Regions from separate parts of the Mus musculus genome. Here all the other regions are linked to region 3. A link is a loop called in an ENCODE intact Hi-C map of the cell type or tissue named here. Cell type or tissue: heart. All regions are shown on one strand.

What was found. A loop is a pair of places that touch in the nucleus more often than their neighbours do. Peaks named below come from ENCODE experiments on the same cell type or tissue, not always from the same donor. Only the 100,000 strongest peaks of a DNase experiment are listed, where the experiment ranks them.
Region 1: it touches region 3 in a loop (2.9-fold over the local background); 3 of 42 quality-filtered maps call a loop at or near these places.
Region 2: a loop joins it to region 3, with 13 times the contacts of the local background. A loop is called at or near these places in 2 of 42 quality-filtered maps.

Annotation. Positions count from the first base shown.
Region 1 is chr13:95,320,151-95,328,150 of GRCm38, reverse strand. Zbed3 (zinc finger, BED type containing 3) reads right to left here and starts at 3,326. Exons shown (of 2, transcript NM_028106.3): 1 at 2,807-3,326. In heart, a CTCF peak has its summit at 3,698 (motif pointing right); DNase peaks (open chromatin) are centred at 2,810 and 3,720; H3K4me3 peaks cover 3,405 bases; H3K27ac peaks cover 3,293 bases.
Region 2 is chr13:94,784,697-94,792,696 of GRCm38, reverse strand. It overlaps Tbca (tubulin cofactor A), which reads right to left and starts at 3,777. Exons shown (of 4, transcript NM_009321.3): 1 at 3,695-3,777. The coding sequence starts at 3,747. In heart, no CTCF peak of the experiment used is centred here; DNase peaks (open chromatin) are centred at 3,186 and 3,786; H3K4me3 peaks cover 1,881 bases; H3K27ac peaks cover 1,308 bases; H3K27me3 peaks cover 443 bases.
Region 3 is chr13:94,972,235-94,980,234 of GRCm38, reverse strand. Wdr41 (WD repeat domain 41) reads right to left here and starts at 3,891. Exons shown (of 14, transcript NM_172590.3): 1 at 3,646-3,891; 2 at 1,650-1,765. The coding sequence starts at 3,696. Gm41024 (a long non-coding RNA gene) reads right to left here and starts at 1,638. Exons shown (of 2, transcript XR_873814.1): 1 at 1-1,638. In heart, no CTCF peak of the experiment used is centred here; a DNase peak (open chromatin) is centred at 3,904; H3K4me3 peaks cover 1,363 bases; H3K27ac peaks cover 1,095 bases.

The DNA of each region.
Region 1 (8,000 bases), 350 kb before region 3:
ACCCATCTTGAAGAAACTTACTAGTAACCTATCAAGTTAAACCCAGATACCTCAGTACGACTTCCCCAAATACCAAACACAGGCTGAAGGAAGCCATTAAAACCTGGATGTATAGAGCCATCGAGATGGCTCGGCAGGTAAAAGCAGCTGTCAGCAGGTCTGAACACTGGGACTCCCATGGTGTAAGGATTGTCCTAACCCGGACACACATGGGCACTCACACATACACAAATGCAAAACCCTTAAACCTGCAACTATGGTCTTATACACTAACACGGATGGCTAGATATGTATACATGTATAACTATAAAGTTATCATAAAACAAGCAAGTGTGCATTTATTTATTTATTTATTTATTTATTGTGCTGTTGGGAGACTACACCAACTACCTCACACAGGCTAGGCAAGTGCTCTACCACTAAGCTCCTGCCCTAATAAATTGAGAAAAAAAAAAAAAAAAGGAAGAAAACTTTTCTGTCTCAAACTCAGGACAGATGGCTGAGGTGCCTATTTAACATATCAAAGCAGACCACGGAGGCTAGTCTCCAACAGCTTTCTAACACTGCTAGAGTCCTGGCTCCTCACCAAAACCCTCCAGCCCAGGGGCTGGGCTTCCCTTCCCCCCAGCCTCGGCGTCTGATCTCTAGAACTCAGTCTCTGGCCCTCCTGGCTCTTTGCTCCTCTTGCTTCTCTCTTCCCCTCTCAGGGCTCCCCTCAGTTTGGGCCTTCTGGTTGTGCTCTCCCTCAGAGCCACCATAAGCCGTCTCAACCATCCCTAAGGGCACCACGGCTCCATTTTCCATTAGCTCTAAAGCCCCGTGCTTTGACACGCACCTTTGAGACCTCCCTTGCTTCGTTTCACGCATACAGGTCACTTACAAACCACCCATAAGCTTATGCTTGCACCCATAAGAACTGGGTAGGCCAGAGGCCAAAGAACCAGGAAATGTTTTCAAAAGGAAACAACTGAGGTGCAGTCCCGTTTGACCGATCCGATCGCTTCAGCCGGATTTGCCAGGCAGAGCAATAAACAGGGGTGTGTTGATTGAGCCTGGATCTAACGGGAAAAACTGAAATTCACAGATTATGTGAAACACTAACGGCCTGCGATTACTTCATCCAACAGAGGTTAAATCAAAGCACACATAATTGAGTAATTAATTACCCTCCACAGCCGCAGTGCCAAGGAGCTGTAATCCACTCACCTGTGATCTGCCCAGCTCTGCTCACCTATCAGTTTCCTGCCATTGGGCTCATTCATAAACAGACCCAGACAACCAGGACTATTCGTCTGTAATTATTAGCCTGAAGGCATAACATGAAATTAAAAGCTGGGGAAGGGGCCTGAGAGATGACCGTGGTTCTGAGCGCTGACCGCTCTTCCGGAGGGCAGAGCTCCACCCCGAGCCTCCCAGTCCAGCTGCTCCAATAACTGCCTGTAAGCCAGGCTCTGTGGAATCGGACCCTCAGGCATCCTCATGGTCATGAGCACACGGTGGTGGGAGCATTCCCATAACAAACTTTTAAGTCAGTGAAAATGATTGCAACGTATTGTGAAGCAAAGAGCTAAGTGGGAAAATATTCAGAAAAAGATTTTACATGGGCTGTTAAAAAAAAATAAAGTACTGGATTCATAGCTATTTAGTGAAGCAAAAAAAGCCACGTGAATGCTGTAAGCTGAACTCTCAGCTATTTCTACCATTAGCTAAAAGCCACCAAAGCACTATTAAAGCCTTGTAAAATAATGCACTATGCCCGAAAGTGCACCTTTCTTTCAGCTCTGCATTAATATATATGTATATGTACACATACATATACACACACATGTGGCTTTTGAATTATGTGGTATGGATTAGCACTTTAAAAAACAACATTTCCTATGCTTCTTATTGTCACTTGCCTTGAACTATTTGAGGCCAAAGTGTGCACTAATAAACAGTACTGGAATCACCAGGAATTTAATCCCATGAATTTAATCCAAGCCCTTGGGAGGCAGAGGCAGGTAGTCTCTGTAAGATCCAGGTCAGCCTGGTCTACACAGGCAAGTTTCAGGTCACCCAAGGAAACAGACCCCGTCTTAAAAAAAAAAATAAAATAAAAAATTCAGAACACCACTAATTATCTCAACTCACGAAACTATTCAACAGCTGTTCTAAACACCTTTGGAGCTCAGCAATGGCAGGTACTTTTTTTCCAATGAAGGAAAATCCTATTCTTTTTAGTAAAGCTTTAAGCCGGCCACAGAAGGCTTGCACAACCAAAGGCTCCAGTGAGCCAGGCCCGGATCAGGAAACTCTTTTGTGTCCAGTGGAGGAGGAGATTCTGGTTTACTCTGGTTTACACCGGTTTTCTTACAGCCCCCCCCCCCCCCTCCACACACACACACAGGTGGGAAACATTAACCAAGTCGCAATTAGCGCATGAGGCTCAAAGTCACTCTCCACCGAGGCAACTTTACGGGGACAGTTCCCCCTCTTCCCCACCCCCCACCCCCCGGAGCTGGTTAACCAAAGAGAGCGGAGACGCTCCAGAAGGTTCCGGAAGCCCGCAGGCTGGGCCCCTCCGCCAAGCCTGGGGTGGTAGGCATCCCCTGCAGACCCCGCGGCTGCGACCCTGGATCCCACGGCCTAGGGGCTCCCGAAGTCCCCGAGGTCCTGCGTGGCGTCCCCCGCACCCCTCCACCCCGCGGTTTCTCCGATCCCGGACGTCCCCGCGGGCCCCTGAGATCACTGCAGCCCCTGGTGTCCCTGCGGTCGCTCCCGCCAAGCCAAGCCACGCCACCGAGCCCCAGCCAGCCACGCTCACCCGGACGCCGCGATGGTCGCCCCTCGCCTCCGGGCTCCTCGCAGACATTTTGTCCTGGACGGAAAAGGCCGATTCCCCCTTAAAGACACAGCGCTCAATTTGCGCGTCTCGGGGCGTCCATGGGGGGCGGTGACGCGTGGTCTGGACGCCGGGGCGCCGCTGCTAAACCATCCGGTCCGGGAGGAGTTTAGAGTAACGGATGGAGAACTAGTTTAACGAATTGAAATCTGTCGGAGGTTTTTAAACGGTGCAATAATAGCGCAGGGATGCTGAAAGCGTTTTAACCGTGGCTCTGCACGTTTGCGCGTTAACCTTCCAAGCCCTTGGATTCAGCGGGTCCAGATCCTCAGCTGGGCGCACTGCTCGCTCGCATTCTTACAGATTAAGGCCTCTGATATGGCACTAGTCAGAAGTCCTTGCAATCAAGGTCTTAGGAGGAAAAGGTGTCCACCCAAACCACCAGCACAGGGAACTACCTTTGTCTTCATTATATTCAGTTAACAGCGTCTGCGTGATTTACAGTTACATCAGCCGCTAGCGGCTGCGTTCTAAGGCGGGTTTCTGCATTCCACGCTCCAGGTGGAAAGAGAAACCTTTTTCAAGACCAGCCCGCTGAGGTGCGGGCGAGAGCCTTGGGGCTTTGCAGGCTGACGGGCAATCCTGTTGTGTAGCGTTTTGCTGTTCCAGCCGTTCAAATATTCCCACCATACAGATTTTTAATCTATAAATAGTCGCAAGGAAGTGACTTGCCAAATTCAAGAACGCACCAGTTAGCTCTTAACGCACAGCTGGCACGTTCTGCCCTTCATTCATAAAAACAAAACAAAAGTCACTAATTTGTTGCTTTTTAATTTAGTGTTTTTGCGTGGTGGTGGTGGTGGTGGGTGTCTGTGCATGCATGGGTGCAGTGTCAGTGGAATCCAGAAGAGGGCGATGGATCGGCGGTAACCGACTCCCCGCCCCCCCACCCCAATCATCTCTTCAGCCCACATACTGCTCTGCTCACATTCTATTAGTCAAAGTAAGTCACATGAACAATGGGCACGAAGCCTTGCTAGAAGACAATAAGCAAAAAGATATAAATGTAAAAAAAACAAAAAAAAACAAAAAACCAAAAAACCAAGAAATTCTTTTGTAGGTAATACAATCCATGTTAACTGCTTTGGTTCAAGTGGCGCTGGGGAGGAGCACCTTGCTCATGCAGAGCACGTGTTTTGCAGTGGAAATATTATAACCCTCCTCACTTAAACACACACACACCTGATAGACCTATTTGTTGACTTTCTTCTATGCCAAGAATTTCAGAGAAAAGAAAAATCTTGTTGGGTATCACGAAAGGAATACTTTTGCAATGGCGAGATTATTAGATTCCCCTCTTTCAAGATTGACCTAAATGTTTTCATACAATATATTTTGATCATATTCTTTTGTAACCCAGCAAACCAGTAAAACAAACAAACAAATGAACGAAAACACATTTTAAAAAGTGTGTAAGGATTCTCTAGAGTAACAGAACTTACAAACCGAATTCCTCTCTTTATATAGAGAAAGGGGGAAGTTTTAGAATGACTTACAGGCTGTGGTCCAGCTAACCCAACAGTAGCTGTCTATGAATGGAAAATCCAAGAATCTAGTAGTTGTGTCTCAGCTGGTCTTCAATAGAAGCTGGAATCCTGCAGGAGTAACCGCCGCCGCTGGCGATGGACTTGCCAGTTAGGCCAGAGTACAGTGGCAAAAAGCAAAAAGCTGTCTTCTCCCGTGTCCTTATATAGGCTTCCAGCAGAAGGCGTGGCCCAGATTAGGGGTGGGGTTTTTCTGGCTCAAAAGATTAAAGGTGTGTCTTTTTACCTCAAAGATTCCTGATTAGAAGTGGATCTCCCCACTTCAAATTAGGTAAAAATCCCTCACAGGTGTGCCTTTCATTTTGGGGTTTTAGCTAGTTTCAGATGCAGTGAGGTTGATAACCAAGAATAGTCATCACACATGGAGACAGTTTTGTATTGGCCAACTACCGTGAGCATGAGGCCCATCCTGGTGTGGGTTGGTAGACAATATCTCACTATTCTCTCCCTCTCCCTGCAGGTGTAAATTGCAATCGGCTCTTTGTGGGACCTTGCTCACTTCTTCCTCCACTGGGCTTTGGTCTGGCTTGCCCCTTTGCAGGTCTTATACATGTTGTCACAGTCTCTGTGTGTCACCTGTGTCACCTTGGTATGTCTGGAAGGCACGGTCTCCTTGGAGTCACCCACACCTTTTGCTCTGACACTGTTCCCACCTCCTCTCCCACAGAGTCCCAGAGCCTCGGGGAAGGTGTGACGAGGACATCCCATTTAGGATAGAGTGCTCCAAAGTCTCTGACTCTACAAGCTGTCCAGCTGTGGGTCTGTGTTAATTAGCATCTACAGCAAGAAGCAGCTTCTCCGATGAAGGTCTTGTGAAGTACTGATTTCACATACAGGTATAAAAATATGTCATTGGGAGCTGTTTATCGCTGTGTTAGTTGAGCAGAATCATAGTAGTAGGTTTTGCCTCAGTAGTTTCAGGTTCTTAGCCTCTTTAACAGTGTGGGTTCCATCTCATAGAGTAGGCTTGCCTCCCACTGCTTCAACAAAAGCACCCTGATTAGAAGAAAAGTATCTAATACAAGTGAAGTCACTTGACTCTAGCTGCATATGTATCAAAAGATGGCCTAGTCGGCCATCACTGGAAAGAGAGGCCCATTGGACATGCAAACTTTATATGCCCCAGTACAGGGGAACGCCAGGGCCAAAAAGGGGGAGTGGGTGGGTAGGGGAGTGGGGGAGGGTGGGTATGGGGGACTTTTGGTATAGCATTGGAAATGTAAATGAGCTAAATACCTAATAAAGAATGGGAAAAAAAAAACAAAAAAAACAAGTGAAGTCACTTACAGCCATTCCTTAATTTGTGTGTCCTACACTAATCAAATCATTGTGTGTGGTATATCTTTTAGTAAGAGGTCTCATTTACTTTCTTAGTTTCAGAGGTGATGATGGAACCCACGGCTTCTCTGCTGAACCCCTAGCCCTGGGTGTTATTACTGTCTGAATGCCTAACACATCCATTTGACACTTCAGATTGGTGGCACACTGTAACTGAGGCAGAGGCAGAAGGAATCCAAGTTCTAGGTCACCCTGAACAATTTAGCCAGACTCTCTTTCAAAATACAGTTGAAGAGGAGAAGGCTAGGGCTACAGGCCCACGGTGGCAGGCACGGGGTTCAGTCATTTGGCTTCAAACTAACCTTGTAATGAGGTATTTGATATTTTTGTTAGTTTATAGAATAATGTTCTCTCTCTTCCTATTTTAGATTTTAAGATTATTTATTTATTTGTGTGTGTGTGGGTGTGTGGGTGTGTGTGTGGGGGTGTGAGTGGGGGTGTGGGAGGTGTGGGGGGATATGGGGGGTGTTGAGGTCAGAGGACAACTTTTCAAAGTTGGTTCCCTCCTTCTACTATGTGGGTTCCAGAAATTGATCTCAAATCATCAGGGTTGGTGGTGCCACCTCTTGTCCTGGTAAGCCCATGTCACTGGCAAACCCCTACCTTCCTCTTTTAGAACTGGTATTATAGACCCAGGCTGGCCTGGAACCTGTGATTGATCCTTTTGTCTCCATGTCAAGAACAGTGGGCTTACAGGTGTGCACACACCTATCTTTTTCATGATGTTCCCAAATGGAGTCTTGCCCCATATTACCTGATCAGTAATCTGCCTGCTTTAGCATGCCTATTAGCTGGGCTTGTAAACCTACACCATGACATCCGCCTAACAAGCAAACACTGGGGACGGAGTAGAAGTTCAGAGTTTCGTAAAGGCTGCCCTCAGGATTACAGCTGAGAGAGATGTAGTCCAGGAAGAGCAACGGTGGCGTAGGAGGAAGAGAGTCCATCCTTGCAGTGAACTGAGATCAGCCAGAGACATAGGAAAGGGATAGCATTGGAGACCTGAAGAGGTGGGAATCGATCTCCAGGCATTACGGATTTGTTACTCTAACGAGATGTGTTTGGGGTTTCTTTTTAAGACCTGAGAAAAAGAGTCTGTCTTTCCTGGCTTTGATGCTTAACAGTTTCTATAGTCAGACATCTCTCCTTGGTACTTTTAAATTAATTTTCAAATGATAAAATATGTATCAAAATAACTAATAACTCAAACTCTGCTATCTTTGATGTTCTTTCCAGCAGGAGAAATATTCTCCAGGTCATATCTATTAGGTCCTTGGCACTGACGACGCTCGAGATGATTGATGGCCCAGCCCAGGCCAGGATTATTATTATTATTTTACCATGTAAACAGAAACCTAGATTCAACATTCTTCAGAAACATCCGTTTGACACTTCAGATTGGTGGCACACTGTAACTGAGGCAGAGGCAGAAGGAATCTAAGTTCTAGGTCACCCTGAACAATTTAGCCAGACTCTCTTTCAAAATACAGTTGAAGAGGAGAAGGCTAGAGCTACAGGCCCATGTAAACAGAAACCTAGATTCAACATTCTTCAGAAACCCCTGTAAGGTAAGTTTTGCTTTGCCAGAAAAGTATTATTTCCCCTCTCTGGCCGTAATGGTTGACTTCCTCAGGCAAAGTCCATTTAGTTCCTGATTAACTAGAACAGTCTGCTCGAATACTCCCACCTGTTGTCATTTAAAACCCCCTTGTTTTCCCAACAAGCTGGTCTCTGATCTCTGAGGCAGCCCCGCAGTTTGTCCCCCCAATAAACTGGTTTTCTACCTAAGGAGTAGTTTAGCTTGGCGGTTTTAGTTCACCTTGGTAAGGGCAATTCCTCTTTTATTGTTCTGTTAATATATAAATAGCATCTAATTTTCATTTAAGAAAATCCTTCATTGCTGTCTGCTGCCCTGGAATTTGGCAGAGAGTAGGGGCCTGGATTTCATTGTTAAGACAGAATATTAATACTCCAGATTCATGCCAGAAAAAAGCTCAAAATCTGCTGTTCAATCTTTACTTAAAAAAAAAAAAAAACAGCTTGAGAAAATTATTTATGGAGATTGCTTAAGACACAGAAATGCTTGAATGGTAAAAAAAAAAAAAAAATCCTTTTTAAACAGAGGAGGCTGTCTGGGTCTTGCCATTCCCTTATGGGCACGCTTAATTGCTGTTGTTTGATAATTTCACAATTTTCTATAGTGAGTTTCAGTCGTTTTCAACCTCCCATTCCCC
Region 2 (8,000 bases), 190 kb after region 3:
CCAGACCATGCTAACTAGTTTTTTTATCAACTTGACAAACTAGAGTCACCCAGGAAGAGGGAAACTTAAATAAGAAACTGCCTCCATCAGACTGACCCGTAGGCCCTTTCATGATTAACCACGAGAACACCAAGCCCAGGGCAGTGACACCTCTGGACAGGTGGTTCTGGGCTATGTATGACAGCAGACAGAGCAAGCCATGGGAGAGCACTCTACCATAGCCTGTGCTTCAGTTCCTGCCTCAGGTTCTTATCTGAGTCCCTGCCTTGGCTTGTTACCCGGAAGATGAACTAGACCCTGTCCTACTCAAGTTGGTTGTGGTAGTGGGGATTATCATAGCAACACTAAGTAACTAATCATAGCAACTGTAACTATCATAGCAACACATAGCAACTAGTACACAGACCAAATCTACCAACAATGCCCACTGTTGTACAAGTACCCCTTAATACTTGGGACCAAACACGTTTCAAACCAAAGTTTTTCAGATGTTGGAATGCTTATATAAACCTTACCAGTTTGAACATCTGTAACTCCAAAATCAGAAGTGCCCCAAAATCTGAACCTGTGTTATGTCAGCACTCAAAAAGTTTAGGGTTTCTAAACATTTTGCACATTTCTCTGGGTGGGGCACTGCGGAGCTCATGCTTATTTTCCACCTGTGGTGGTTTGAATGGCAACTACCCCCAGAGTCTCACATATCTGACTGCTTGCTGGAGCTGTTTGGGCCTTGTAGGAGGGGGTGTGGCACTGAGGGTTAGCTCTGAGGTGTCCAAAGCCCATCAGGCCCAGTCTCTGGTGTTCTCGGCCTCTATCCTGAAAGTAAGATTTAAGCTCTCAGCTGCTGCTCTAGCGCCATGCCTGTCTACCAACTGCCTTGTTCCCACCATGATAGTCAAGGACTCACCCTCTGAAACTATAAACAAAGCCCCAATGAAAAGCTTCCTTTTTGAAGTGGCCTTGGTCATGGCATCTAGTCACAGCAACAAAATAGTAACTATGACACCAGCTAAATACTTCCCCTGAAACTCTCTTTTACTTCCATTTAGAATACAAGTTGGGTTACCTCATCTCACGTTAGACTGCCTTCACCATTTCACCTGAACAAGCAGACAGCCATCTTGTACTCACTGCGTTATCTCCCTGATACCAACCATCATTTATTTAACTGCCTATTTCCATACGCTTAACTCTCAATCTCTGTTCAGGCGCCATCCTAACTCCACAACTGGGGACTTGTGAATCACAAGTGCTGTAGGTGAGTAACTTCACAGCCTAACGTATCCAATGGCCTCCAGGACAAAAGCCTGCAGTATAAATCCCAGTGGCTCTCAACTGTGAGGAAAAACTAAATGACCCAGAGTCCTACATGGTAGAGAGAGTGAACTCCTGAAGACTGTCCTCTGACTTCCATACCTGTGCTTTGGCATAGGCACCCCCCACCCCATACAGAGTAAATAAATAAATGCAAGTTTTATAAAATACAACAAACCCAATGAGCAGAAAGAATCCCTTTCATAAAACCAAGAACATTCTTGAATCATGAAACTAAGAAGTCTTTGGAACTAAATCTGGAGAAGGAAAAGCAGCACGCCCTTTAAGCTCTTGGGCCCAAGATCATTCTTCCCCAACAATTAATGTCTGCCTCATTTATGCTCCCCTTTGGATGAGATAAAATGTAGAATTCCGCCTTAGTCTATTAACACAGAAGACAATCACAGTAAAATAAGTTTTCAGGAAAAAATAAAGAAGTAATGTTTATGGATGTAGATATTATACAGCAAGATAAAATGCAGGTAATCAACAAGTGAAATACAAATTTTAAGTTTAAAAGTGTATGTCCCTGTTTTACAGTATGCAAGAAGAAATGCTACACCTCATGTCAACAAAGGGCCAGGGAAGATGCGTATGATACACATTCATTTAATAAGCAACTTGAGATTATGGTAAATTATGAGTTTCATGAAAATTATTAACTTATTGAAATATGAATACCAAAAGTAAACTTTGATAATGTCCTATTAATCTACCCAGAAAACTTTATCTACTTCTGTGCAGTTTATGTAGGCATCTGAGAATTTGTCAATGTCTCACAAGCTAGTTCTTAATTACTTAAAGGACGTTTCTCTAGCATATGTATGGTTAGGCTATAACTACTTGAACTAAATAAATTTATAGAATAGATCAAGAGGGTGATAAAATCAACAACATATTAATGGGAAAACATTTAGAAATGTTTTCTCATGATATTTACTTTAAAGCAGTCTCTTATACCTCCGGGTTCTTTTCTGCAAAATAGACAATATGCTAAAGGAAATGACACAGCCAAGGAAAGTCTGGCAAAAGAGAAGAAACGTGTGGGCTGAGGGACAGCGCGGATTACTTACTGTATGCTATAGATCTCATATTCCCCTCCTGTGTTATCACACAGTCTAATGCTCTATCACCGCATCCCAGCTGGAGCCAGGATCCTTGTTTCATTTGCTTGCTCTGCTACTAACCTGAAGTGTGACTTCAGCCACATTCTGAAAACTGCACTCATAAACATGTACTGAGCAAAACCTATATGGTGTATCTTATTTATTTGAATCACACTGTATCAAAAATGTAGCAGGTATTTCTTCCAAAAACTGAATTCAGGGAGAATTTGGACTCTATCTTCCAAATTCAGTAAGAAGAGGCACAGTACAACGATGAAATATGTTCCAGAATACATAAAACCAGATTTGAAGTCAGGCACAATTCAGAACCGACTGTCTATCCCCCCCACCTTCACCCCCGCCCCGCCCCCCTACCATACCCTAGCTGCCTTTGTAATAAAAGCTTCCAAAGTACCGTTCGAAGTACTAAAACTCGGGCAGTATCTCTAAAAGTGATTCTCTCCTCTATGGGTTGACCTCCCTCTGATGGAATATCAATAAACGGTGGAGAGATGGAGCAACAGGAAAAAAAGCTATTTCCCCTGCAGAACGATCTGCTTCGTAAGGAGGCTGTGTATCTTTTCCCTTGGAATGTTTCGGTATGATCAGCTTGGGTCTGAACAAAACTAGTTCTAATGAGCACTGCAATATGTACAGTCGGGAGTCAAGGCAAGTCACAAGACTGGCCTGGCCTATTCCTGGGAGGCAGCAGCCCACAGCTCCGGGGCGAGCTTCGGGGAAGAAGTTTGCAGAGGTGCTCACGTTCAAGCCCCAGTTCCCAAACTCTGGAAGTGAGCCATGTCAGAGGCCAGGGCCCCGCCATTGTGTATTCTGAGTGAGGCCCATGATCTCAGCGTCCCTTAAACTTGAGCGCTGTCCAGTCCACCTGAGGCCAGGCCAGGGCGGACTCCGCCTCCCTACTGCAAAGTTCAGGGAGCCGGCGCCCCGCACGCACAGGCCGAGGCCCTCCAGGCACAGGTCGCCCTCCTCTTCCTCCTCCTCCCGGCCTACGAGCGCGGAGGACGCCTCCGAGCCTCGCACGGAAGGCGGCCAGGCCAGCGCCGAGGTCGCGCCGAGCCCTGCACGGAGGGCGGCAGGGCCAGCGCCGAGGGCGGCTCCCTGCCAGCGCCAGCCTAGGCGTGTGCGGGCCCCTCGCATCCCGCCCGCCGAGGCCTGGAAGCCGCGCCCGCATCGGGCCTACGCTCCGCCCGGCTTCCCCGGCGGTGAGAAGGGAAGAGCGAGCGTCAGCCGCGGAGCCGCCGGCCGTTCCTTACCGCCTCACTACTCCGGTCTTGATCTTGATCTGCCTCACGCGAGGATCGGCCATGGTCCCTAAGGCGCCGCAGGAAGGAGAGGCGGGGCTGCGCGGCGCGCCGGCGCAGAAGGGGCGGTGGAGTGGGCGTGGAGCCCAGAGTGCGCGCATGCGTACCTGGAGAGCCCGACCCCGCCTCGCCTCCCGACTCTTACCTGGAATCCTTGCATCTAGACTGCTGGTACCTAGAGCTGGAGACTCTCAAAGCCCTATACCAGCTGCTTCTCCCTGGTGCTTGGACAGGATTTGTACACAAGCTGCACTTTTATTTTCTCAGTCTCCATAGCCTGAGTTAAGAAACTTTCTGTTCCTGAGAAAGTGAACAGGATTAGCTGCTTAATGGACAGTGTGACTTAGAAACTATTAACAAGGATAATTTTTGTTTTCACTGTCTGTTGTCAAATGGAGAAAGAGATCTGTGTTTGATGAAATAAAATACCATAATGCAGACAGTCAAAAGAAATTTTTAATTTTAATTTAATTTTTTTTTTTACATTCCAATCCATGCCCCCTCTTCCGGTTCCCTTTCTCCATATAGTCCCTTCCCTTTCCAGAGTGTTACTTATGTAAATTGTCTTGTGATGTTTGAGTTTATGGAGAGAGGACTCTGGGAGTAAGGAGGTTCCTCTTGTCCTAAATTTTAGCAAGTTTGTTTCAAGTGTCCAGCAAGACTCCCCGTCCTGAGACATGCTGGCCCCCTACCCCTGAGACAGGGAGAAAACAGTACAGCATTGCACCTTCTTGGCCTAGAGGGGAGCAGCCCTTTCCTCCTAGCCTGATGGCCTGAGACCAATCTGCAGGACTCAAAAGTGGTAGAGTGTAAGAACCAGCTCTCGCAAGTTGTCCTTTGACCTCTGCAAGTTCACTGTGGCTTGCAAATATACACAGAAGTGTATGAAATAAACGCTTGGTTTTTGTTTTTTAAGTTGTGTAAAAGTATGCCTACACTGGCAACAAAATGGCAGAATCCCATCCACAGAGAGAATCTCTGACTGGGGGACTCCGAGGGACTTCTCCAGTGCTTTGTGCAGGGTGTTGTAAGAACCTGTTTCGATGGTGTCATCTATCCGCTCCCTGCTATTTATTTGTTCATCTCCTTTTTCTTGCTACACACTTAATGGACTCAGTCATTTGAGAGCAAATGACTAGCCACCTATCTCACATGTGGAGTTCTATCCTTTAGCGAACACAGGACCCCGGCACTCAACCTCCTTGAAGAGCCCTAAGAAATAATGCCCACGTCACGTGACAGGTGTATAGAGGGTGGCATTCAGCACAATGCCTAAACACAGCAGACATGGGACAACTTTTGACTCCACCATATTTTCCAAGATACAATTTGCATAGAACAAGGCACCCTGAACTGTGTTCTAGAGTCTCTTCCTGTTGAAGCACCCCTACAACCCCCAAGGAATTGAGGCATGGCCTCCATTGCGTCCTCATTTCTTGGTTCTGTTCTTCACTTGATGCTCTTGGCCTCTCCTGACCCTTAGTTCAGTTCTCATCTTCATGGCTGGCTCTGGAACATCCTTCAGTCTTGTCAGAGCAGAGCTCCAGGTATAAATCCAGTCTCAAAACCTAGCTCCCACGGAAAGACTCCCAATGCTGCCCCTGCCTGTGCAGTTCTCCAGGAATACATTGATCCCTTGCATTCTGTGTATATTTGTTTGAAAACAATTTGGTTTGAGTTCTTTACAAGGGCTGTTCCCACCCCTTTAGCTGCAGTATAAGCATGTTAAGAGGCAAGAATCCTGTCTTTCATAAACCTTTCTCTTAAATCTCCATCTGCGTGATCCACACAGCAGGTGCTAAATTCAATAAATACATTTCTCTAGCTGGCTGGCACACTGAACTACAATCCCAAGTGACACAGCAGAGCTGTGAAATGCAGAGGAGGGGACAAACACAGCAGCAGCAGAGTCACCAACGCAAAATGCTGTGAAGGTAATAGAAACTGCAAACCACACACCAGAGACAGTGTGCTCAGGCCTTCTGCCACTGCCCAAGCTCTTTTAGCCACCACAAGTAAAATCATTTGACTCACTACATCTTCCTTTTTTCCTTTTTGCCCAGATTTTCAGACATTCTGAGCTCAGTTTTGTGCTAATTGGCAGAAATTTCTTTTACACACACACACACACACACACACCAATTTTGTATCTGTCTTTCTTTTAGTTCTTGTCTATGCCTTAACTGGAAACCACTCACTAATGTATGTAATTAATTCAGCAGCCAACAGATACTGCTGCGCGTATCCAGTCCCAGGCCCTCTGGGACAGTTTGCATTTATCTATCTGTGTATTCTACATCACATTTGGGTGGCTGCAAGGTACCAACATGGAGTGTGGCAGCAGTAGGGAATTAGATGGCCTTGTCCCAGTTTCTTGAGCTCATAGTTTTAGTTAAGGATATGTATGTTTCGGGAGCCAGTCCAACCTGGGTCAAGTCCCAACTCCTCTTTTCACTAACTGTAACACTGAACAAGTTGCTTAACCACCTCTTAGCCTGGTGTCTTTATCTGTAAAAGGTAGAAGGTGGTAATAATACCAACCTCCTAAGGCTTTGACGGAGCTTAGCTCGGTGCTGGTGTTTATTCGAGCACTTATAACACGCTTGTGCCGTAAGTCATCTGGGGAAGAGGTCCTAAATTAGGAAGTGTGCTCACAGGAGGATACGAGCATAGAGCTGTGAGTGAGTGGGATCAACAGCAATAAGATCAGACTGAGCTGGAGTTTGATCATTTCATCTAGCAAAGACTATATGGTTAACTTAGTCACCACTGTACCACTGTATCTCAACATGTAGCCATGCCTGGCACATAGTAGGCACAATGTGTTAGGCCTTTCTCCTTCATTTTTTTCCCTTTTCTTTTTGACAAGGTATAGCTACATTGCCCAGCCTGCCCTTGAACACAGTATCCTCCTGCCTCAGCCTCATGAGTAGATGAGATTATAGGCAGGTGCCATTATGCCTGGCAATATACATTTCTTCAATAAATGAATAAGCTGCTTTGAAGAGCCTTTTGGTTTCTATTTAACCATATGTCACAGAGACTGCTCTCTCCAGCAAGATGATGACAGGGACAACCTGAAAGACCCTTCCCCTCCTCGCATACACTGGTCTTCCTCTCTGCTTTGCTCTGACAGACAGCTACAGAGACAGCTCAGAGGACAGAGTGATGCTGTATGCACACCAGGGCCTGAGCTCAGATTCCCCAGAACCCCTGTAAAAACCTAGCAAGGCCATGTGCTCATGTAACTCCAGCACTGAGATGGGGCAGATGGTACAGACTGGAGGATCCCCAAGACTCGATGGCCAGCCAGCCAGCCAGGCCAAAACATCAAACTCTAGGCTCAGTCTCAAAAAGAATATGGAAAGCAATCAAGGAAGAAACCCAGAGTCAGCCTTTGGCTTCTATATGTGCCTACACAGGAGAGTGCACCCATATATACTTGCACAAATATGTATGCATATACCATGTAGGCAGGCAGGCAGGCAGGCAGGCAGGCAGGCAGATAGGCAAAGAGATGGGGAGGAGAGATATGTGCAGAAGAGGCCAGAATTATCCATAAACCTTGTCAATTTTATGGACATCATGTCACCACTGATCAAAGAGCTTCTAGCACAGTGGTGACACTCAATAACCAGGCTGATATGGTGCCTTAGCTTACAGTATCACACAGCTCTATCTGCTCAGCCCTGAGGTGCTGGTCTTTGACTAGAATGACTAGAGTAGTAGGGGTGTGGGTACAAGCTGCAGCAGACAGCCTGTAGGGTGAATGACAAGGACTCCTGCCTCCTGGCACTTATGCCCTTGTGTGACCCTCACCCCATAAATATAGACATGTTGACTCAGTTATAACTACTAGTGTTTGGCAGAAGTGAGGAGAAGTTACCTTTTGCTATTAGATTTTAAAAATGGTTCTCGTTTTGGGTTACATTTTCTCAGTTTTCTTTCCATGGAGGACGTTCACCTGAAGCTCTTCAGCCATGTCTCTGTGGAGATGACTGCAAATGATTGCAAAAGTAATACTAACTGTTTCTTGAGATGACCTTCACGTCCTGCTAGTTTTCCTTAGACCAACGTACGTAAGACTTTCTTCAGTGTAGGTATAGGAGCAGGGCTCTGGTTCTCAACGATTAACTCTACAGTTTAAATCTGACCCTAAACCTCAGTACTCCACATAAATAATAAAAACCTTCCCTCTGGATGCTCTCACTGAAGGTCAAGGGTCCGTTCTGTACCTGGTGCTGTTGTAGCCACTGGT
Region 3 (8,000 bases):
CCACTTATAGTAGGACCACTTATAGTTGTGCACACATGGAGGGGGGCCCGGTGGGTCTCTGTCACCTCTTACTCCATTTGATCAGTGGAACAGCAGCAAACATGACACAAGCAGAGACATCCAAGTGTCAAGCTCTGGGATTTGTCCCATGGTATCACAACTGCACATCATGGTGAGAGCACTGTGGGGGTGGAGGGGGGAAGGGGCCACCTCACCTCACCCAGGCTGCCACCCTGCCCCCAATCTCCCCTCACCCAGACCACCATGCTGTCCCCAATCTTCCCTTACCCAGACCACCACCCTGCCCCCAATCTCACCTCACCCAGCAACATACTAGGATTAAATATGACACATGAAACCTTATGTTACCTAGAATACCTACCTTTGCAGAAATGCTACGTCCCACTGAAACGGTCATTTAAAAAGATAAATATTAAACTTTTAAGGATTTAGTGAGAACAAATGTTAACCAAAGGCCTGAAGCTTATAAGGGTTACACATACATGCTGTGACTCGGTTGTCTTCCAGCACAATGAGAAAACAGTGTAATCTGGCTAGTAACAAGTGGAGACATGGTGGGTAAGTATTTTATTGGTCTTGATCCTAAGTTCCTAGAAAAAGGGTACCTCTGAACCCCTGACATTTCCTTAGTAACAGCAGTGTTTGAAGTGAGGGGGATGCTGTGAAGAACTCTGTTTATCTTGGAAATATGTCCTAGCTGCACGTGGGTCAGAAATAAACTATACATAATAAACAAGAACGCCCCAGCCAACAGACATCAAGAGCAGGAAACTTAAAGGTCATCACAGCTGTAGTCACTCATGAGCTCGGGGGGGAAAAAAAAAATGCAGCACAGTCAAGCGAGGAACTGGCAGGGACTGCAGAGCCACCTCAGGGGGGGGCTACAGCTCCTGTGCACCATGTGACAACCACCTGCCGACACAGGCCCCGTGTTAAGTCACTGTGCTAAGTACTGGGAGTAATGCTAATAAAATAGTAAGAACAAAGCCCCCACTCAGGGCCTTTGAGGTCAGATTAGGAAGTCACACCATCAGTGCTGTGACAGCAGCTAATCTGCCTAGGGATAAGCTAAGTGCCCTCAGACCTCACCACCTTTGTCCCTGCTCGCACACATGCTAGCCAGGTACCGGAGAATAATATGTAAGCTTTAAAGAGGTATATCAACGACAGAAATTCAGATTAAAGCCTTACTTTACTTTCTACTCAAAACAGCATATTCTAGCGGGTATCTAATATTAAATTAAACTCCATACATATTTGATTCTCAGATTTGACAGCTACAACTCAATCTTAAAGTCATTTGCTTCTTCTAAGGTAGTAAGAATATTTCTAAAACCTCATGACAATTTTTTCCAAAACATCAAAGAAAAAAAAAAGCAAACAAATGTAATTGTCAAGACAACCAGACTCTGACAAGGTGACATGGATTTCAAAGGATTTAAACATGTTACCATCAGGGTTCAAAGTCCATTCCAACTGAATATTAAATGCTACAATTTTCAGTTGGTTATATTTCAGGATTCTGAAAGTTTTTACAAAAGATAATTTAAGTTTGAAGTTGTTTTAAACATAAAATGCTCTAAATCGTCTTTGTCAGCATTGACCACTGGGCAGAGTAAGCCTCTTACCTGAAGTCATCGAGCCTCACCAGGAAGCGGACAATGTCGCGATGAGCCTCCAGTACCAGCAGTTCAGTATAGGGGTTCTGACCTTGGTCCTCTCCTATTGTCTGCAAAGCAGCTTTCTTGTAATGAAAAAAAAAAAAACCCACAAAACACAAAACATAAGCATAAAATGATTTTAACTGCACAGTATCCATGCAAGAACAAAAGCTTTTAGAAGCCACAAGATATTATGTTCTAATGCTAATACATACCAGTTCTACATGGAAGTATTTCTCTTATCAAAACCTTTGGTGTTTTCAAACCACAATAAACTTGTAAAGAGTAAACTTTATTTTGTTGAGTCTCAATAAACCCGACTTTAAAACTACTGGGCCAATCAACTCAACTGTTGTTTCTCAATCAAAGTTTGTTAGGACCAAGGAGCTAGCTCAGCAGGTAAAGGCACTTGTCACTAAGTCTGATGACCTGAGCTCCGTCCCGGGGACCCTCATGATGGAAGGAAAGGAACTGACCCCTACAAGCTATCATGTACATTCTCTCTCACACACATTCACATACTCTCTCACACATACACGCATACTTACACACATGCAAACACAATGCTTTCAGACAGACATATGCAAACACAGATGCATACACTCAAACATTCAACATGTGCACTCCCACACAGAAACACACGCATAAACACACATAAACACACACACACACACGCTTTGTTAGAAACAAAGCTGCAGACTAAATGAATCAAATACAGACAAACGCAGCCCACTGCAAGCACTCAGATGTCTGCTTTAATGATTAAATGTAGTAGTGAAAGCAGACTCATGTGTCCTCTGGGCGACAAGACTGGGGGACAGGTCCTGCATGCAGAGTCCTCCAGAAGGCAGCACAGCAGCCTGTGCTAACGACACACACCTCGTAACTTAACTCTACAGGGGAAGTCTCAATTGGCCCCCTTTCTGGAGGCAAATTCAGTACAATTTCACCATAAGAAGCTTTGTTCTTAACCAAGGTTTCTTAAGTCTGACAAGCGAGTTTGGACTACGTTAAGTTTCTGTTCCTGAGACCTCTCCTGGGTGTTAGGATAGACAGCAGCATCCTTCTTCTATACACAGTGCCCCCATCACACCTACCCATGGCCAACAGTAGACACTGTACTATCCTCTGGGGACAAGATTACCCCAGGACTGAGAATCACTTAGACTGGAAGGCTGACTGTAATTCATAAGTAATGTTCTCTCATTCATTAGGAAAAATCACCAGCTCTTATAGTGTACATATTCAAGGCAGTTACACAATTGAAGTACTTTTGTGTGGAAAAGAAAACGTAAGATCCAGCATGCTATCCCATGGTGATGGTTTTGCATTTATCTGGTCTCTTTTCTAGCTGTCACTCAATTATGTGAGAGTTTTACCAGGTATGACAGAACTGAATAAAATAGTGTATTCACTAAATAAGCAAATAGTCAAATATATGTTATGTGTCCATTCAATAATCCACAATTCTTCCATAACCCTAAGGACTTCAAATTATATAAAATAAGTGATTTAAAAAAATCACGTGTCAATGTCAAAGCTATGAGGAAGTTAAAACTGCCAAGTTTGCAATAATCCAAACTGTAAAATGCTTCCTATAAGGAAGGAAGTGTAACACAAATTGTTGTGTGGCACATGAAGTAAATTTCAGATGTCAACATTTTTAAGGTGACAAAATTATTTTTTCAATGTGACGATGAGACCATACATGTACTAAATAAACAGAAATCATTTTCTCACTTAGCTTCTCGGAAAGCAACTAGTTAAATTTACGTTCCTTAAGCAAATTCGAGTCCCGGCTGAGAAGACTTATCGGTTCAAATAAATCAAGAGTGGCAGTCACTCCTGCTGGTTTGTAGTTAAGTCCCAGTTTCTTAGCAGAGGCCAGGTGGCCCTGAGCAGCCGCTTCCGGCGCTCGCCGCAGGCCCCGCCCCGGCCCCGCCCCCGGGCCCCCGCGCATTACCTCGGCTAGGCCCTGCGGCTCGCGGCCTCCTCCGATCAGCCAGCGCAGCATCGGGCCGGGGCGTCCGCGGCCCACGGAGCGAGGGCCGCCGCGGCGCAGGTGCTGGGGCTGCGGCCGAGTGAGCCTGGGGCGAGGCAGCGGGAAAACAGAAGTCTCGTTGGGGCGCCCGCACTGAAGGCCGCGACGGCGGAGGCGGAGGTTCCGCGTCCCCAGTGAGCACGCGCGTGGGCGCCGCGCGGTTGGCGCAAGAGCTCAGGTCGCTCGGGCGCCCCCTAGTGGGCGTGCGCTGCGGCCATGTCGCCGCAGGACCAGCGCTTGTCTAAATCCTGTGTAGCTACGGCGCCCCTTAAACACACTAGCAAGTCTCCTGGTTTCCCAACAGCCAGATGGAGAGGGTGTGCCTGCAGTAGACTTCTGCTCCTGGACGAATCTAGTGGCGTTCTTGTACACCAAGCAGCCAACATTGTGTGCCACAGAATAAGGACTGTACCAAACCCTAACGCCTCCCTTTTTACAGACCAAGAAACTGACCCGCTTAAAGATTAAGTAATGTGTCTAAAGATAAAAGCCAGCAGGTGGCCATGATGGAATTAAGACTTGCTCGGTAAACTTCAAAACCGGTTCTTACACATTGCCTGGACTGTCTTCCAAAGCAGGAAGTATAAAGCGAAGGAATCCGTTCCCTGGCTGTGCTGCTGAAACATGGAGCGACATTTCTAGCTCCAAACATTCTATGTCAGCCTCTAAATTTTCTTAATAGTTACACGACTGGTTATACAACCTGGCTTCGTATCAAAAATTACCTGGACACTTTTGAAAATGTAGACTAGGAAAAGCAATCTCTAGTTGGCACATAGAAATCAAAGTTTGAGGGGACTAATATCCAATATATATATAAAAAACCCAAGAAGGTAGACTCCAGAAAATCAAATAACCCCATTAAAAATGGGGCTCAAAGCTAAACAAAGAATTCTCATCTGAGGAATACCGAATGGCTGAGAAGCACCTGAAAAAAATGTTCAACATCCTTAATCATCAGGGAAATGCAAATCAAAACAACCCTGAGATTCCACCTCTCAACAGTCAGAATGGCTAAGATCAGGTGACAGCAGATGCTGGTGAGGATGTGGAGAAAGAGGAACACTCCTCCATTGTTGGTGGGATTGCAAGCTTGTACAACCACTCTGGAAATCAGTCTGGCAGTTCCTCAGAAAATTGGACATGGTACTATCGGAGGATCCCACAGTACCTCTCCTGGCCATATATCCAGAAGATGTTCCAACTAGTAAGAAAGATACATGCTCCACTATGTTCATAGCAGCCTTATTTATAATAGCCAGAAGCTGGAAAGAACCCAGATGCCCCTCAACAGAGGAATGGATACAAAAAATGTGGTACATTTACACAATGGAGTACTACTCAGCTATTAAAAAGAATGAATTTATGAAATTCCTAGGCAAATGGATGGATCTGGAGGGCATTATCCTGAGTGAAGTAACTCAATCACAAAAGAACTCAAATGATATGTACTCACTGATAAGTGGATCTTAGCCTAGAAACTTAGAATACCCAAGATATAAGTTACAATTTGCAAAACACATGAAACTCAAGAACAATGAAGACCAAAGTGTGGACACTTTGCCCCTTCTTAGAATTGGGAACAAAATACCCATGGAAGGAGTTACAGAGACACAGTTTGGAGCTGAGACGAAAGGATGGACCATCTAGAGACTGCCATATCCAGGGATCCATCCCAAAATCAGCCTCCAAACGCTGACACCATTTCATACACTAGCAAGATTTTGCTGAAAGGACCCAGATAGAGCTGTCTCTTGTGTGACTATGCCAGGGCCTAGCAAACACAGAAGTGGATGCTCAGGGTCAGCTATTGGATGGAGCACAGGGCCCCCAATGGAGGAGCTAGAGAAAGTAACCAAGGAGCTAAAGGGATCTGCAACCCTATAGGTTGATCAACAATATGAACTACCCAGTACCCCCCAGAGCTCCTGTCTCTAGCTGCATATGTAGCAGAAGATGGCCTAGTCGGCCATCAGTGGAAAGAGAGGCCCATTGGTCGTGCAAACTTTATCTGTCTCAGTACAGGGGAAGGCCAGGGCCAAGAAGTGGGAGTGGGTGGGTGGGGGAGTGGATGGGGGAGCATGTGGGGGACTTTTGGGATAGCATTGGAAATGTAAATGAAATAAATACCTAATTAAAAAAAAAAAGAAATCAAAGTTTGGAGTGCGTTCATTGGAGTAGCAAGACCTGAGAATTACTGTTCTAACATTGTAAATTACAAATGTATTTGTAAAAGTTCTCACGTGTGCTTGTATATGTATTTATTAGGCTCAAAGGAGGCTACCTGCAGGGATGTCCCATCCAGTGAATCAATATATAGGATATGGACATACCAAGTAAGATGCAATAAAGAATCACAAAAAGTACTGCCTTCTAGGGACAAAGCAGAAAAGGCTCAGGCAAAAATGAGACTGGGCTACGTGTTCTACTCAGGAGATACTTGATGTGTGTGCGTTCAAGTTGCCAGGACTCTGGGAGCTGATGTGACCATTCATATTCATTCTGAGTGCACTGTGCAAGAGAACACTCCCAAACTCTGTTGCTTTCTGCATCTCTGTGACCCAAAGAAACAACCTAAGGGGAGGGAAAGCCTGTTGAGCTCATGGTTTCAAAGGTGTCAGTCCATCACGGTGGGGAGGGAGGGCACAGTAGAGCACAGCAGCTTCAGCAAAGCAGGCCAGGAAGCAGCACCCAGCTGCTGCCTCTCTCCTGTTCCCCATCATCCAGCACAGGTCCCGGCCCACGGATGGTGATATACCCAGAGGGAAGGCAGATTTCGCTCCGCAGTTATTTCTCTCTAGAAACATTCTCAAAGATGTGCCTAGAAGAATACCTGTCTCTCTTATGTCGTTGTAAATCCAGTCAAGATGACAATTAGGATTGGCAATCATATACTATGTGCATCAAGGGAAGGTTGTATACCCAACAACCCAGTGCAATGAAAAGGACAGAAGAAAGTGAGCATAGCCCCCGGGGGGAAAAGAAGTCTTGCATTCAGTAAAAGGAAGTCCCAAACATCAGCGTTTCAGTTCTAGGAATACCTTCAAACGAGGCAGCATGGTTGTCTACACAGCTGAAGTATCCTGATGTTGCAGTTTCTCCAAGGGCCTGTCCACTTCCACATGAGTCAAATCTCAGGACATTCTGCCTGCCCTCGAGAACATTGAAGAGGATGAATGCTCCCTCCTTCATGGGGAAGGAACTCTATAAAAGATTTGCTCCGTGATGTCTGGGAAGTCAGAGGAGTAGGACTCACCAGGAACTCACCCCTCTACCTAGGGAACAATTATGACAGCGGAGACATTCGGAAGGCGCTATTAGGAATTCCACAGTCTGTTTAAAGCTCTTGTCTTCCAGGAGAAAAGTGGCCCCAGCAGAGGCCAGCCACTGAGGCTTCCATTGGAAGCAGCAGCAGTATCTTTCTCTATTTCCCGTTCTTCCCACTGAAGAGGCAGATATTTAGGGACTCGGATATATCAAGGCAACCATACACATGAGGGAATTTAGGGAAAGTTTACCACATATCCCCAAGGAAAGTACAGACTCAGAAAAGACCCAAGAAAGCCTTAAGCTTTTCCCTCAGGTTCGTCCCAGGAATAGAGACAAACTTCAGCAGTGATTTCCAAATGAGCTAACATAAAATTCAGATGTCCAGTTTCAACCAAAACTAAAACTCAGAAGCATGTAAAGAAACAGGAAGGTGCAGACTATTACAGGAACAAATCTGGCTGAGTAGACAGCTCTGCCAGGAAAGGGTTTGCTCTGCAAGCCTTGAGACTTTGGTGTGATTCCCAGAACTTATGTTGGGGGGGGGCAAGTGCAGTGGCATGTATTGGGATCCCCGTACCTGGGGAGCCAAAGGCAGACCAATGCCAGGGACTCCTTGATTCTGCCTATGTTGCAAGTTCCAAGTATGTAAGAGACCCTGGTAAAAACAAGCAAGCAAACAAACAAGACAACAACAACAACAACAACAAAAGTCAAGGTAGATGGAGCCTGAAGAACAATACCTGAGGTTGTATTTATACATACATGTGCACACATGTACACATCAGAAACACATACACCAGTGACACATGATAGAATGAGAGAACACTAGAATGCTCCTGTGGGGCAGACAGGTGCTTACTGTGGCACTTAGGAACACAGCTGAAAATGTTAAGAAGAAATCAAAGGAAATTCTGGAGCAGAAAAATAAATGGAAAGAAATCACCGCAAGAATTCAAGAGTGGAGTTGAGCAGACTGAACACAAACTAGTAGGAGCTAGGATTGATTA